Regions from separate parts of the Homo sapiens genome. Here region 2 is linked to region 1. A link is a loop called in an ENCODE intact Hi-C map of the cell type or tissue named here. Cell type or tissue: Caco-2. All regions are shown on one strand. Links, peaks and the distances in the headings refer to the core of each region. The heading gives the core; the rest is flanking DNA.

Region 1 (8,899 bases), core at 248-8,247:
AGGGGAACATTTTTTGTTTGATCCTTGTGTTTCATGATACAAATGATAATAATGATAATAATAACGATGATGACAATTGATATTTTTGTTAACTAAGTGCTAGACCTGGCAGCTGGCCATTTTTATATACATTATCTTAGTTCCTATGACTATTCTGTAAGATATAATTGTTAAGGGTCAGGAAATTATGCTGAAAAAAAATTCTTCTTCCAGATTCGTGCTCTATTTCTGTGTCTCTACATTGGAGAAGGAGAGAAAAGAGAAGATGTTCACAGAGGCAGAATTGCCATTTTATGCAGTATTTTTTTTTTATATATTACACTGAAAACTATAGTTCACAACTATAGGTCACCATGTTTAGGCTCAACCATAGCCAGTATTTCTTGACAGTGTATGTGCAAGTTAATACTAACTTTGCCCGAATTCGAAAAGCATTTTACTTTTATATATCAATTTTATGTGCATTTCTCGTTTGATCCTTAAACAGTCTTCTCGAGAATTTTATCCCTATTTTACAAATGAGGATGCTAATACTCAATCCAAGGTCTGTAGCCAGCCAATAGTTCTGCCAGAACTTCAACAAAAGTCTTAGAAATGTGAGTTCAATGCTGAAGACAAGTCAAGACTGAGGCAGGAAAAGTCATTTGTTAGCATTAGTTGTTTTCCAAAAAAGCTTTAGACTCACAGCAGAAATTTCAAAATTAGTTGAGTTGATGAAGCGAAGAATCTGGGGAAATGGCTTGGAGACTTATCCTAGGAGGTTGAGGATTGAAGTGGAAAGTCAGACAAAAGTGTAATGATGTTTGTATGTAAAAGGGATAAACACAGGATGACCTAACACTAAATTTCTTTTGCCAATTGTATTAATTCAACGGTTTTAGAAACAGAACACTGCCTATTATAGTAATAGCTATAGGTCTTAAAACATTCCAGGTATAATTCTAAACACAAAGTAAATATTAACTTCTTTAATCCTCTCGACAATTGTATAATGTTGTTTGCTGTGGTGGTTAGGAGCAGGACTCTGAAGCAGTATTGCTTGGGTATAAGCCCTGACTCTGCCTCTTATGAACTATGTAACCTTGGAAAAGTTACTAACCAACTCAGTTCCTTGATTTCCATATCTGTAAAATGGGAGTAATAATAGAAACAACCTCAGAGGGTTGCTTTGAGCTATAAATGTGGAAATATATGTAAAAGGGCTTAGAATAGTGTCTGACACAAGCTAAACACTATGTAAGTATTTGCTCTTATTACTTTCTTTATCCCCCTTTACAGATGAAGAAATAGAAGCATAGAGAAGTAATTGGCTCAAGGCCACACTGCTAGTAAGTACTAGAGCTGGCACTTGAACCCAGGCATACAGCTCCAGGAACCACATTCTGAACCAGAATTCTCTACAAGGTCCCATGCTATAGCAGTACCCAGGAATGTGGTTAGACTTCTAGAAGACTAAGATTCAGTTTCCTCCCTGGGACGGCTGTGATAGGCAGAATAATGGCCCTCCAAGGATACATGACTCTTAATCCCTGGAACCTGGGAATATGGCATATTACATGATGAGGGGGAATTAAGGTTGTGAGTAGAATTAAGGTTGCTGATCAGCTGACTTTATAATAAGGATATTATCTTGAGTTGCCCTGGTGTGCCCAATGTAATCAGAACGGTCCTAAAATGTGAAACAGCAAGGCAGAACTGTCAATGTCAGAAAGATATGATGTGACCGAGCCTCAACCAGTTGTTATGGGCCTCGGAGTTAAAGGAAGGGGCCACCAGCCAGTGCTCCAGAAGCTGGCAACCTTTAGAAGCTGAAAAAGGGAAGAAAATAGACTGTCTTCTATAGCCTGCAGAAAGGAACCCAGCCCTGCCAACACCATGATTTTAGCCCAGCGAGACCCATTGAAACTTCTGACCTCCAGAATCATAAGGTAAAAAAACTGTTGTTTTATGCTACTACATTTGTAGTAATTTGTTATGGCAACAATGGGAAATGAATAGAGGAGCCTATAGCATGGTTAGGGAGGAAAAAGGACAGAGACTCTACTGCATATTGAAGACCAACCCCTACCACCTCATGGTAGGGAGGATGGAAATATAACAGAGTTTAGCAAACAAATCTAAGAGGTGTATTTTAGTGTGTAGGTTTTTTTTTTTAAATTTTGTATTTTGTAGTCTAATAGGCAATTAATTGTTTCGGACTAAAACTGATCATTGCACCTCAGTTACAGTAGCACACATTGCTATCTGTAAATAATTTTCTCTTTCACTACCACATTTCATCCCTGTGGTACTAGGTCATCAGGATAGGTGGTAGTATCTGATACACTGTGGATGAGTAAGAGATGTGCAGGATTTAGAGGTTAATAGACCTAGGTTCAAGTTTTGTCTTCACTCATGGTCGCTGATGTTGGGCATGTGATAGAATCTCTCTGAGCTACAGTTTCTTCATCAGTAACATAATAATGGTGCTGCCCCTTCATGAGGATTAAAGGGGATGCCACTCTGAGGGTCCCTGCCACTCAGTAAGGTATTCTGTGAGAGTTATTTTTTTCTGTTTACATCTTACAGATGGGGAAGCTAAGGCCAAAGAAGAAAACAACTTGAGAAGTAGTTAATTAGTAGGTGGCAGAGTCAGGACTCAAGCTATGTTTTCAAAATCCTATTAGAAAGTTGCTTCCATTATGTCTTGTTATTTTCCTTAGATGACTTTTGAAAATGCATTGCTATATTCAGTAACTTGCTAAACCAATATGATTGCATTAATCAATTTATTTATTATTTATACTCTTCCTGTTTCCAACAAGAATTGGAAATGACTTGATCAAATTTAATGCCCGAAAAAGTTACCTTTGTCGGCCTCTTTAGCAGTGCTCCCAATAGGCACACTGTCCCGGGAAGGAGCAAAGCAGGACTGTTATCTGATAGAATATTCTAGATCCAAAAGGCTGCTGCTGGTTAAGCTGGCCACATAACCCAGGGGCAAATTCACAGATTCTCTGACTTCACTATCCAACATTTATGCTATTTGCTCATGGAACATATTCTGGAGAATATGCCAGCAGAAATCTGCTAAGGAGAGCTATCTACTCTCATAATTCAAGATAAGTTCCAAAGTGGGACATGAGAAGGGTCACAATTAGAAGGATATCAATTAACAGTAGATAGCAAAACTAGCTACCCATATCAAGAAATGTGTTTTGAAAAACATCTTGTGGGTCACTCTTACCTTCTGTTAAGTTTAATAATAGCTAAGCATTCACAAGAACTGAAAAACTAAGTCAATAGGTTACCAAGCTACTCCTCAGAATAAATTCAAATGGACTAGGTCCTTCTGTTGGCCAAATCAAGGAACTGGGGTTTAGAAAACAAGTTTGATTCCCATAGTATAACCATAAGCCTTTTTAGTTCAGATTGTAGCCTGAAGTGGTTTGAAGTGGATATGTAAACATATGCCTGCTGAACTATATATACTTTATATATAATTTTATATTTTATAATAAAATACACTTATTAAAAACTTTTTGTTTAGCTTTTAATAAATGTGTTTTGAATAGTAGCCACTGTGTAAGATACAAATCAGTGCCTGACCTTATGGGTCCACTGTAGATATGTGCCGCTTCCATGCATCATTATAATGAAGGCAAGAAATCATAAGTATACTAAGAGTGTTAAAGGAAAAGCATATGGGAGTTCAAGGATATAGCACATTGAGTTGGCAAAATGAGGAAAGGCATTTTGGAAGAGCTGTTTTGATGTAAGCTTTGAGAAATAAATAAGAGTTACATCTGAGGTGATAGGATAGAGGGAGAGCCAAGTATGAAAGTGTGTTGCGTGAGTAGGGCATATGCATACGAATGAATGAATAGGGTGGGGCTCTTTAAGTGGGAAGAACATGGAAGATATATTAATTTGTTTATTCAATACCAAAATATTTATGAAGTAGCTCCTGTGTGCTATGTTCATTTTGGGTGAAGAGAGATGAATAATATAGATAGGATCTCTACCTCACAGCAGGTTGTAAAAGTTGTCCATGGATACAGTGCATTAAAGGAAAAAAGTGATAGAAGATATCAGCACCATAAGAGCATGAGCAGACTCTTGGAATAAAATAAGCATTTTTTATTTATTTCGCTATATGAAGAGGCTGTATTTGTGGTTGACTGTTCAAAGTAAATGTATCTCTTGCGGATAGATTCCATTACTACAGACAGGTCTGTAGTTTGTTTAGTGTTCTTGGAAAGAAACAGATGACATTTTTCACTACCTACCCCCATCTTTTTTTCTTCTAATACAAAAGGGACATTAAAAAGCCCTCAATAATTGCTGGTATAAAGCCTTTCTTTTATGGAAACAATAAAAATATAAGGAAAACAATAAAAGTATCTACTATTCAATATTGAGTTTATTACGTGCTTTGTATATATACTTGCAACAATATACAATAACTACCACTGTTATCATGCCCATTTTACAGATAAAGAAATTAAGGTGTTGAGGGATTAGGTGACTCACCCAAGATTAGTGATTTTATAGCTATTTAGCAATAGAACTGAGACAAACTGAGGTGGAACAGCTCCAGAGTCCCTGTTCTTAACTAGCCTAGGCTACTTCTAATATCATGTTATGCTAAGAAGTTCCCTGGATGAGCTAAAAATTGAGACGATGTTAGTGCTTTGGGCTCTCTTTACCTAACATTTCTCTTGAAATTCTCTTAAGTGGTAACATTTACTTTTGGATGCATTCCAGGGGCCTCCATATATTTGTGCAAGAATGCGTCATCCGCATCTGAAGATAAGAGAAGTTGCTCTTTACACCATTGCAAGGATTCCAAATTTAGTGAGTGGTGCTTGGCCATCTAGGGCTTTGTGATTCCTTTATGGGAGTGCAGCAGGTCAAACTTCCAAAACCAAAGAGGGCCCATACAATCCAAAAGCGTACACTCAGCCCTTCCATGGCAGGCAAATCAAAATCCCCTGCTGAGTTTAACATTCTTGCTTTGTTCTCTAATCAGCAAAAATTCTTTTCCCCCCAAGTCAGTATTTGTTCATGCGTTTCCAGAGGCCTGGGAGGAAGGATATTATGCAGAGAACACACCCAAGCATATAACTGGATAGATTAAAAGATCCAGATGGACACCCAACGTACTCACATAAATACATAAAAAGCCAAACTAGAGCACTAAGTGGTGGCACTTATTGTGAAATGGTACTGAATAATGCCATTTCTTCTATTTCTAAACCAATTTAGATTTCAGGGCTCATTTGCAGCACTGGTTCCATAGCCATTGGTAACCCAAGGGACTTTCGTATACTCTTCTTCACATATATTAGTCTTTTTTCCTGCTCTTTTTAAAGGCATAAAACTTTTTAATGAACTTATTCTCACATCTTTCCAGTGTGGAGCCACCACTTCTTGAGCCCCTCATTGCAAAGCCAGGGGAAACAGAAAAGCCCCAAAGTGATTCTCATCTATTTTGAAAGCTGACCTTGGGGCATGTGTTCATATGAACACCTGGAGGCATTTGGACATTGTTACCCTTACTCACAGAAACCACCTCACAGGTCAAGACAAACATCAAAAGTAATGAAAAAAAAAAAAATAAGGCAGCAGCTCAAGTGTTTATTGACTACCAGCTGGGAGCCAGGTATCTCTGCATAAGGTAATGATGATTTGGGGACGCCTTTGATTTGTGTTCTTTTCACCAAATTAGGGTATTTGAAAATGTCACAAATAATTATTTCGTCAATGAACCAAAGATGTTAATTCAGTACCAGGTCTCATTATGAACTAAGACAAAAGATTTGGAGATTTATCCTGAACCTTCAGACACCGGATCTCCATGCTTGCACAGGGTCTTGTCTGGGACAGTTACTCTAATACATGACCCAGAAGCAATAAGGATATTTTATATAGGAATGTATTCGTAAATATTTTTATACTTTAAAGTATTTTTTTCAGAGTTATTTTGGCAGGAAATCACTATATGCTAAAGTATTCCACATTATGGAAGGTAGAATGGGGACACTGGGAACACCATTGTTTCCATCATCGAGTGGAAAAATGAGAATTCTCAACACTCCAAGATGAATAGGAATGTAATGCTATAGCTGGAATGTTTTTTTAAAGTGGCTGACATGATTAGAGTATGGAAACTAATACATTAAGGAAACTCCAGTAGTCCAATTTGTAGACACAGATGCCTTGATATCCCCATAGAGTGTCTTGCATTGTAGGCACTGAATATAGGCTTTTGGAATGATGATTGAATTAAAGTCAAACAACAAAACAAAGACTGACAAAAATCCACACATTTCCAAGCACACTGGGAACCATTTGGATGTGCAAATAGGCTATAATATGAGCAGGTATCAGTTCTCACGTAGCAGAGAGGAGAGAATCAGACTTGACCAGGAAGTCTGGCAATCCGACTTGACCGGGAAGCACATTACATTCGGTAATGTGCCAAGGTGACGTAGCTTTGTTACCCGAGATGAGACCTTTAGCTATGCTAGTGTCCTCATCTGTAAATGGGTGTCACTTCTTTCAAGCAACAATGGCTTAAAGAGTTGTTGAGGTTTTGAAATTATGTGTGTCATAATTTGTTATTTTTTTGGGGTCCTAAACAAATATAATGGATGTGTTGATGGTTAAACAAGTGTTTATTTAAAAGTATTCCTGTGGAACGCTATTCTTTTGAGACAAGATTTAAAAATTAAGGCTATGGGAGGAATGGGGAGGAGCTATACTAGGAGTCAGCGTCTCCAAATCTCCAATTTTTATCTAGAAGAGATTTGTTTCATATATTTTATATATGCTGCACTTTCACATAGATTTCAGCTAAAAAAACAGTTCTACTGATTAAAAAATTTTGAAGACCACTGAATTAATCCTTCTTATTTGGGTTTGGAACCATGAAAATAAGAAACAACCCAAATGTCCATGAAGAAAAGAAAGGATATGCAATGTATAGTATAATCATATAATAGAATACTACTGAGCATTGAAAAGGAATGAACTACTCATACATGCCGCAATATAGATTCAAAACATTATGTTGAGCTAAAAATAAAAGTCACAAAATAGTACACACAATTTCATTTATATAATGCTAATTATACATTTAGGCATCTCGCTCTAAAGTGCTATTGACCTAAAAGAAGTACAAGAGAACTTTTCTGGAATGATAGAAATGTTATATATCTTGATCTGGCAATTGATTATTAAGATATTTCAAAATGTTCTTGAGCTCTACACTTAATATTTGTGCAATTCACTCTATATAATTACTACCATGATTTGAAAAAGTAGGCTCAACTTATTGGTTTTCTGGTCATCGTATAGAAAATTAATGGAATCAGTTAAGTTCCAGAGAGATACAGAGGGAAACAGTAAAAATGTATCCATCTCTCTCTATGATGAAGTCTATCTCCCCACTTCTAACTCCCTAAACACATACACATAGACACACACAAAATGTACACATCCATACCCACACTTCTTCATTAAGCCTATTTGCTTTCTTGTCCCCTTCCTCTTCTCCGTTTTTGTTCTTTCCAGACTACTAGATTGCTGGATGTTATAAAACTCATTGAATAACACCAATACTTATTTTCAAAGTGATTTTGTGTTTTCCTATCCCATAAGAATCTCTGGTGGATAGAAAGATGCATCAGCATGCAAAAAATTCTAGTCCCCAAAACATATTTTCCTAGAAAATTATTTTACTTATAACTTTGATATAGAAATCTATTTATAAACACTCAGAAATGCTTATATATAAAATAATAGTTAACATGTATGGAGCATTTACTATGGGCCAAGTACTAGTCTAAGTAATTTGTATTGATTAACTACTTATTTTTTCCAAGAAAGTGTTAAGGCAAATGTAGATGAGAAACTGAGCCACAAAGAGATTAAGGAGAAACTGAGCCACAAAGAGATTAAGTAACTCACCGAAGGCAGTAGGTGGGGAGCTTCAGTATGAACCCAGGCAGCCTGGCCCCCCACTCAACCACCATGTGTGCAGACAACTATCTCTAAGCAAACAGTGTATTCACTTGCAGCTCTAAGTGCCCTCTGAGAACCTTAGCTTGCAACTGGATATTCTTACTATTGTGTCCTTTCTGGTGACTTTTTTTCAAAAACTTTTCAAACCTATAGTCTCAACTGAATTGGTGTTCTCAGGTGATACTATCATATAAGAGACCAGTAAATTTTCCTGAAAGGCAATGCAGTGATCAACAACAAAATAGAAGGCATTCGTGTGCCTGGACAGGCTGAGAGACATAACACCAGCGTTAGTTTAACCTTCTGAGCAAAGCAAAGGAACCATGACTCCTTAACCAGCTTTGTAGTGCTGAGCCCAGTGTGAGGCACAGAAGGTCAGCTGTTTGATCAATGTGTGTTATGTAGAGATCTAAATCACAGCAACTGTCTTTATGCCTTGTATGAGATTCCTAGGGTTGTTGTAACAAAGTACTGTGCTACAAACTGGGTGACTCAAAACAATAGTAAGCTATTGTTTTACTGTTCTGAATGAAAGAAGTCTGAAATTAAGGTATCAGGCAGGAGAATAACCTAAGTCTCTAAGGGAGGATCCTTCACTGTATTTTATAAAAATTTTATTTTCAATTGACAATAATTGTATAGATTTATGGGGAACAATATGATGCTTTGATATAGATTTCCATTGTAGAATGATAAAATTGAGCTAATTAACATAGCCATCACCTTAGATACTTACTATTTTTTGTGATGAGAACAATTTAAAATCTATTCCTTTACCAATTCTGAAATATGCCATACATTATTATTAATTATAGTCACCATTCTGTGTAACAGATGGCTAACATTTATTCCCTCTGTCTAACTGAAAATTTTACCCTTTGATCAACATCTC
Region 2 (8,899 bases), core at 374-8,373, 66 kb after region 1:
GATTAATGTTTATAGTTCCCACTCATTTCAGGCTGGCATATGACCCCTGATCCTTTGTTAGTATTTTGTATATGAGGACAGTGACACTGGGCATAGGCATTTCTAGTAATTTTGCCACCCAAAAATAATGTCAACCTTTTCTGTAACTGCAGTTGCAACAGATCAACCAGTTGCTGTGCACAATTGGCAAAAGCATGGGGTTTGAATTTTAGGACTCGTTTACAACCTGCATCAAGGAAGGGATAGCTGAGCTATAAACAAAGAAGGAAATGTGAGTTATAAAAGACGTAACCACAGAGATGTTTCATAGGTCACTTTCACAGTTGACTCAATATTGCTCAGTGTGGAATTAAACTCCTCAATGCCAACTTGGCAGCAAGTGCACTTTTTAATCTCTATATACAATTATAGTGTTGACAAGTCAAGGGGTCGAGGGGGAGACATGCCACACAGATTTGTCTTCAAGAAGAGACTTGTTGCCCAGCTGTGGAGAGCATAGTCAGCTGACAGCTGGAAACGGTCACCTCCCTCAGGGTAGACCGCAGCTGCAAAAAGCCTGCTAGTCCAAAACTTGGGACATCTCTAACAAGGAATATTTGCTTCAGATGTCCTCCACCTCCACTCTGGCATAGGGTGGCTGAGGCTATTTGGACCTATAGCAAACTTTGGCCTCTCTCACTCTGCCCAAGTGTGCTTCCTTCTAACCTTCATGAGTGTCGATACCTAACAAACATCTTGCTCCCCAAATTTAGTCTCACCATCTACTTCTGGAGATCTTGATGTGTAACATAATTTCTCACTAGCATACTGCTTTTAAATTTTTCCCCCAGAATTCAAGGAGCCCCCAAGGCTCCAAGGCTTGAAATCATTACACTGATGTTTGGAAGTAGAAGTTGCATAGATTCCTCCACTGTTTTGCTATTTGCTATTTGATATCCAGTGTTACTTTTGTGAGAACAGAATGAGTCTATACAGAATTAAATGAAGGCTGAGAAATTCATTTGTCAACTTATCGGGACTTGCATTAGGATATGAAGCTGGAAATAGAAGTACTGTAAGAACGATATAACCCCTGACTTCAAGAGGATCACAGTCTAAGAGAGAGTAAGAGACTAAACGAACCAAATATTATAGCCAAAAAAAAGTTTAAAAGGTAAAAAGAGTAAAGGATTGGAGGGGATAAGGTAGACAGAATAAAGACAGGGAGACACAGTGGAGAATAAATGGCAGAGGAGAAAGAGGAATCAACATCAGCTTACCATCATCCAAGGACATCAGATAATTCATCAGAGAAGAAATTTTTTTCTCTTGACTCAATCTTCATATTAGTTTTTGAGACTAAGTTATATTTCTAACAAAAGTCATTAAACAATTGCCTATAAAAATGGGTAAAATAGGGAAAAATGAGAAAAATGGGGGAAACAGAACTCTTCAGTCTCCTCAAAGAGTTCTGGTTGACTTTCCAACTAGCTCAGAACAGCATCATTTTCTTGTGTCACCTCAGTTGTGCTTCTTTTTTCGGCTCCCCACATTTTTTCGTAATCTTACTCAGCATGGATTCCATACTTCCACCCAAGTGCATATGTATTCCTTCTGTTCAAGAGACCCAGGCACTTGCATTTCATCTCGTTGGTCCAGGCAGATGGGAGCAGTGTGGCCAAACAAGTACAGTCAGAGACTTGGATTAAATCTAGTTGACTGCTGTGTTCCTTGTACTATATCAAAGTGAATGTCCGCCAATGTCACATAAGAATGTATACAAATTAACTGCAGACAAGAGGACATATGAGAAAAAGAATCAACAAAACTATAGTATTAAGGAATGTTTAAGTAAGTGAGTTGAATCAAAATAATTTAACTTAAAAATAAGTTAGTTGTGAAACGTAACAGCTTAAGTAGTAAATACAGATAAAGAAGACAGGAGGTTAAGGAAATTTAGGAAGTTAAACTTGGGAATAAGCAGACTGGAAAAATCTTAAGATTTATTCATGAATAAAAAATTGGAAAAATAAGACAGAATAATACCAAATCCTTTTATTGCTAAAGACTAATTTTAATGCACTTTGACGTACTGTCTCATTTTTTTTGAACACCCTATGAAAACTATAGAAACAGCAACTCTTGTCTTCCTTTTTAAAGTGAGGATACTGAGGTTTGAAGAGGATAAAAAGTTCACTTTTATAAACTGCTTCACTAGTTAGTGAAAAATCTGGAATCTATGCCCTGCTCTCTTGATTCTGAGTCTAAGACCTCTTCTCATTAGACCTTGATGAATGTCTTCTACGATTGAGGAGGATGAACACCGAGCTGCCAGAACCCCCATTCTTTATACAACCCAAGGAATACTTGAAAGAAAATAAAGAACTTTGTCCTTAGAAACAAGCCATCTGTTACAGAGAGGAGCAAAACAGCCAGGCATTCATGAGCCGCACATCAGTTCTGCCAGGATCTGGCTGGGCAGCCTCTGTTGCAAGGTGTTTAATCTCTGATTCCTGTAAATCAGGAACAATATCAACTGGTTGATGGAGAGTTTGGAGAAGTCCAGGGCAAAGTGAATGCAACAACAAACACCAACTTAACTTCAGCCAAGACCAGCTCTGCAAATTCTTTCTAGGGCAGGTCAGATTGATTAGGTTTACCTCTAGCCTAATGCCTATATTACCAATAGGAGCATCCGTGCCATTCAACCTATAATGCTTAGACATTGTGAAGAAAAATTGACAAGGATGACAATTTTTATCTGAAAAGAAACATACATTAAAATCTGGGCTTGTTTTTGTTTTCACTTGCTTAACATTTTTGTTCATCGTTTATAGCACATCGTCAGCAATGAGGAATGATGGTAATGAATCTCTTTTTTTCCTTGCTCTTGCTTTTTAACCCTTTTTAGTCTCATCTATCTATTTCTGTTTTTAATTGTGGAAGGGAAAGTTACAAAAATGCTGCTTTAAAATTATTAGAAAGGAGACATGACAGATCATTTTTTAATGTTTTGCATTTTCTCAAAGTATTAGCAGAACTCAAAAATGGTTGTTTTGTGATAAATAGCCATCATCTACTTTGGTAAAGTGGCATGCAAAATTGCTCCTGTGAATGCCAGACATAGTCCTGACTCAGGGACTTTGCAATTGCTATTCCTTCTGCCTGAGCACCTTTCCCATAGATATTTATCTTTCTGGCTTTCTCACCTCCTTCAAGTCTTTACTCAAATGACATATCTTAGTCAAGTCTTCCCTAATTACCCCGTTTTACATTGCAATCTGCCCTAGCATGCCCTACTCTCTTTTTCGACTTTATTTTTCCCATAAAATCATTGAATTTTAAGATCCTGTATAATTTACTTATAAGCTGGAGGCGGGAGACCTGAGTGATTGAAAGGTGGACTCTAGAGCCAACCTGCTTGGGATCAAGTTCTAGTTCTGCCTCTTATTACTTCTCAAATCTTGGGCAAATTACAAAATATTGTCTATAAAATCGGAATGATAGTAGTAACTATGTCATCAGGTGATTATGGGGATTAAATCAATGCCTGGCACATAAAAAAAGAAGTACTATATGTGTTAGTAATTATACAATTATTTCTGGCCATTGGAACATATATTCTGTGCAGGTGGTAGATTTTGTCTTTTTTGTTCACTAGTATATACACAGCGACTTAATCAGTTCCTGGCACACATCAAGTGCTCTAAAAATATTTATTGAACAAGTGAATAAAGGAAGGACAAATATGTGAAAAAGCAGGCAGTCCTTTTTGTGTGCAGGAACCAGTGTCTGTAGTTAAACCATGTTTGGCGGCACACAAAGACATTAAGCTTGGTTAGTTTTAGTTTCTCACCTACCTGCAAATTTTTACTTTAGAAGCCCCTCAGTGTGCACAAGGTAGCGAATTAACATATTAAACTTTCCCTCTTCACCTAGATGTTCTGATATCCAGGTTTGTAAGAAAAAGAGAGAGTGAAAAAAAGTTGTATGGGTGAACATTTCAAAATCTGTAGGGTGAAAACTCCTGTTTTATGTTTGGGTATCTGGGATAATTCTTCAGTAGTGGGAGCACAGTTCTACTGGAGAAGGGGAGAATATAAAGATTGCATGAGGAGGACAAGAAAGTCCAGGAGAAGGGCCAGGATTCTAGCAAAGCATTCACGGCAGAAGTTAATCAAGAGAAATAAGACCGGTAGCCAGTGGGTGTACCTGGTGTGGCAAGATAATATTTTGATATATTAACAGATGTGTTTCTCCTTCCCAGATTTCTTCCTCTGCGATATCACAAAACAAAATGCCAAAGACAAAAGGAGTCAAAGCTCAGCTTTTGAGTGGCAAAATAAACTTTTGAAAATTGTGACAGAGACAGTGGTATAAGAAAAAAAGTTATGAGTTTCGAAATTCTTGGTTTTGAGTTTCAAAATCTACAGCTCCAGGGGACACAGGGCATAAAGTTTATGCATGAAGCAATAGGTCGGAAAGAAAACAAAGCTGGCAAGAGCTGGTTTTCCCCACTTCACCTCCACCCTACAGCAAGGTTAGATTCCTCTAGGCTGGATGAGAACGTTAAGCCAGAGGAAAGCAAGGTTTTAAGCACATGAAATGTTCTGAAAGGGGTCATATGCTCGTGCGCCTCTCTCCAACTGAGACCAGGCACTGGGACTTTAGAATCCAAGATCAGTCTGGGAGGTCTAATGGTGGCGCTGATCTGTGCCTTGCTTCCTAATTGAATGTTGAAGAGGCAGCCAGCCTTGGCTTTCTCCTCTGGGTCACATAGAGGAGTTGAGGTGACTAGAAAGTCTCTTAGTCAACAGGAAGTAAGCTTATGAAGTTCCTCTGCCCTAGACATGGTATAAGGATGCTCAGAACTTTCACCACGGACCTGAGAAGCAGTGTAGCTATAGCCCAGAGAGCAGGGGCTTACAAGTCTTTTCAGTGTGAATAGAAAAGTGTAATGACCATGTCTTTTATTTTCTATGTTTTGATCCTTTGACACCTAGGCCCTTGCTGACCCTGAAGGAACTATCCCAACTAGGGCTGGCCAATTCCTAAAGATAGTAAAAACCTTGCCAGCTCAACTAGCAGGCTTTTAAAATGCAAACCAACCAATCCAGATCCCACATTCCTAACCACCTCCTTTTAAAGGTGGTTAGGAATGTGGGCTCTGGATTGATCTCACATTCTGAGACACTATTCACCTGAACTAATTACCCCAGGGCCAGGTACTAGATAACTAGGGACAGCCCTGACACACCAGAGTCCACTGAAATCATTCAAACTGGCCAATCCTAAACCTGTTTAACCTGCCTTACCTGTTTCTTCCAACGGAAACCACAATAAAGTATCTTGCTCACAATTCCTTTCTCTCCCTCTGCCTCCTGACTAACCCTGGTGATTCCCCATGTGTCCCCTCGCACCATAGCATGATGTGCTCCTCCTCTTGGGATCTGTGAGTATAACAAATTATCTCATCAATGTCAATCATCTCCTGATCTGTTGGCCTTATCCTACCTCAATAATAAATATAATATAGGCATAATAAAACCTCTATTAAAAAGGGAGTGAATTGTAGGTCAATAAGCAGAAATCAGAAGGAATATTAAGGGCAGTGGGTAGACAAAAGCAGACAACCAGTTACTCTTTTCCACTAATGCATTGCGCTACAAGAGCCTTCCAAAACTCAGACACAATTGGGAAAGGAAGGAAACACCTTGAGTTGATGGAGAAAACACTAAAGTCAATGAGATAATCCCAAATTGATTATGGAGAAGCTGAGACAAATCTGAACTGGCTGAGAATTAGTTTTTAGTTTTTTTAGTTTTAGTTCTACATTCTCCACTCACCAGAAAGCAGAAATTATTTTAAGTTAAAGTAAATAACATTATATTTCCTGTGCCTATGAACTTGTAGACTGCAATTGGGATACGAGTATGGATGGAAGAAAGATTTGGTAAATAAGTAAAGAACATAATTCATTGCACCAGAGCAGATGTTGGCAAACTATAGGCCACAGGCCAAGTTCAACCTGTTTTTGCAAATAAAGTTTTGTTGGAACAGAGCTACAACTATTCATTTACATGTTATCGATGGTTGCTTTCCAGCTACAAAGACAAGTTGAGTAGTTACGACAGAGACCATATGTCCTGCAAAGCTTAAAATGTTTACTATCTAGCCCTTTACAAAAAACTTTTGCCCTGAACTAGAGTACACCAGAGTACAACATCAGCAAAAGCTAAATTATTATTGTGACTGTGCTCTACTGATATACAGTTGTTTAAATTTCTCCTTTTGAGATTGGCCCTAGAATCTGGGGTAAGTAGGCCAGTGGCAGAAATTAAGAGAAATATGAAAAATAGAAACATAAAATAGGCAGGACATATTACAGTTCCTCTCTGTGCTCCTCACATAATCCTTTTCATGTGTTAGGTGTCTATTTAATACTTGATGATTTGATTTTATATCTGGAAAGTGCATGCTTTGAATGATCTGTGGGCATCCCCATCTGTGAATTACAGTGGTTTCATTCCTATCTGTGAATGTAAATGAAAGTAGTTTTAGTAATTAGGTATCTTGGCCAGGCGTGGTGGCTCACGCCTGTAATCCCAACACTTTGGGAGGCTGAGGCTGGCGAATCACCTGAGATCAGGAGTTTGAGACCAGCCTGGCCAATGTGGGGAAACCCCGTCTCTACTAAAAAATATAAAAATTAGCTGGGCATGGTGGCACACGCTTGTAATCACAGCTTTTCGGGAGGCTGAGGCGGGAGAATTGCTTGAACCCTGGAGGCGGAAGTTGCAGTGAGCCGAGATCATGCCACTGCACTCCAGCCTGGGAGATAAGAGTGAAACTCTGTCTAAAAACAAAACAAAACAAAACAAAAGGTAATTAGTTATCTTATCCTCTGAGTCCAAGTTCTCCAAGGAAAAGAGCATAGGTGGTAGGTGGTACAGGTCTTAGTTTTTATTTTGTCACACTTTCTGAATGATTTTTTATAAGTCACCTTGACCAGCACTTCTCAATGGGGGACAGGGGTGGGAATATTTTATCTCTTTGCCCCAAGGGACATTTGACCATGTCCAGAGACATTTTTGGTTTTCACAACTCGGGTAGTGGTACTATAAGCAGGATCTAGGCAGGTGGTGCTAAGGTTTGGACCATAATCCTGAACACTATGATCCTGAATGCTGAAATCCTGAAAGACCAAAATTCCTAAAATCTAAAATCATGAAAATCACAATTCTGAAATGTCAAAATACTGAAAATATAATTCTAGGAAAAAATAACTTTATAAATTTTTTATAAAATTTGCATTTTAAAATGTTGGTTTTACTTACATTTATAAAAGGTGGTTTATTTGAGAAACATAAAATATGACAGAACACTTCATAGGCTGCTTTATACATAAAAGGGACAGTAATAACATGTATATTTTTGCAAGTATAAACACTCCAGCATGCTAGCAACAGTAGCATGAGTATAACAGTTATAAGCAGATGAATTTAAGAATAGCCTATATAACTGCAGTCATCTGAAAAACCATGACAGACAACCTAAGACTTTTGATGAGACTAATCAAAAACTGAGATGAGTCAGGACCACATAGGCAGATGCTCAAAGAGCCAAGATCTTGGGGCATTTTATCTTTCACGAATGCAGATGTTCAAAAAGAACGTCCCTTCATTGATTGAGGAAATTGTAAAGTTTTTACATATACACACAATACAAACACACTATATCAATGTTGTTATATTTGTCTAATCAAATTTGCAAAAGATGCATACAAGAAATTAGAACTCTTTAAAAGTCTTTACACAATGTATGCCTCCAATATTGAAAATGATGTGAAGGTAAAATACATAGTATATCGAACTGCAAAAAATAATGCTGACAATTTAAAATAGTGGGGGAAAACACTAAAAAAGAAAACAAAACACTAAAAAGAAAAATTAGCATATGAAAACTGTATATTATAGGGATGGATTATAGGCAAATTGCATAGAGGTCGCTCCTAAGAGCTGGCCAACTTTCCCCATCATTAACTGTATTTTGAAGACTTGCAACACAATAAGTAACTGCTTTCTTCCTCTTAGGGCGTGGTTCTTCTCAGAGAATACATCACATTCATTTTCTACATGGCACTGCTGTTTCTGAAATTTTTTTATAATTCAGTATGAACTGACATAAGCGTTTTCTATTACATTTTCCCATATTCTGTGCCATACTTCTACGTTGTTCTGGGCTCAAGGAAATTCATTTTACATGTGCTCATATATAGACCACAAATTTGGCAGAAACAATACTGGTGATGGAACAGCAACACTGTTGCATAAGTGACTTCTTATCCTACCATGCACATAATTATTTTCTAACCAGCCAGTAACTTCACTGGCTTCTTCAGGAAAATGCAGCTTTAATTCATTAAAAGCTCCTGGAATGTCATCAGCTGGAAGGGTTGCCAATGCTGGCAAATGACTCATTTTTAAACTGAAGTTTTCCTTATTGTCATATCATGTGGCCAATCCATTCATCTGAATTTTCTGTTAAATGCATTGGGCTGAATGAAAAAGCAAAATTTATTGGTTAACAACTTGAAATGTTCTTTTAGAAGCCTTGATCACACTTAATTTCAAGTCTGTCATTATAGTTTGGGGATTCAATCAGCTGTTAGGGATTTTAGACTTTAGGGGTTTATACTTTAGGGGTTTCGATCTTTCAGGATTTCAACATTTGGCATTATGACATTCAGCATTGTGTCTTTGGGATTATGATTGGCACTGGATGGGCTATAAGTGAGTTGAGACGAGAGACATTGCAAAACATCTGATAGGGCACAGGACAGCCCCTACGATGAAGAATTATCTAGCCCAAAATGTCTACAGTGCTGAGATTGAGAAAGCTGGATTTAGACTCTTTGAGG

Evidence for each region. Hi-C counts contacts between places; a loop is a spot of excess contacts. Peaks named below come from ENCODE experiments on the same cell type or tissue, not always from the same donor. Only the 100,000 strongest peaks of a DNase experiment are listed, where the experiment ranks them.
Region 2: a loop joins it to region 1, with 3 times the contacts of the local background. A loop is called at or near these places in 3 of 110 quality-filtered maps.

The regions. Positions count from the first base shown.
Region 1 is chr9:7,896,992-7,905,890 of GRCh38, forward strand. No RefSeq gene overlaps it. Among named protein-coding and RNA genes, the nearest start is that of DMAC1, 100 kb to the left of the region's middle. In Caco-2, for the core only: no CTCF peak of the experiment used is centred there; a DNase peak (open chromatin) is centred at 4,880.
Region 2 is chr9:7,962,830-7,971,728 of GRCh38, forward strand. No RefSeq gene overlaps it. Among named protein-coding and RNA genes, the nearest start is that of DMAC1, 170 kb to the left of the region's middle. In Caco-2, for the core only: no CTCF peak of the experiment used is centred there; a DNase peak (open chromatin) is centred at 5,222.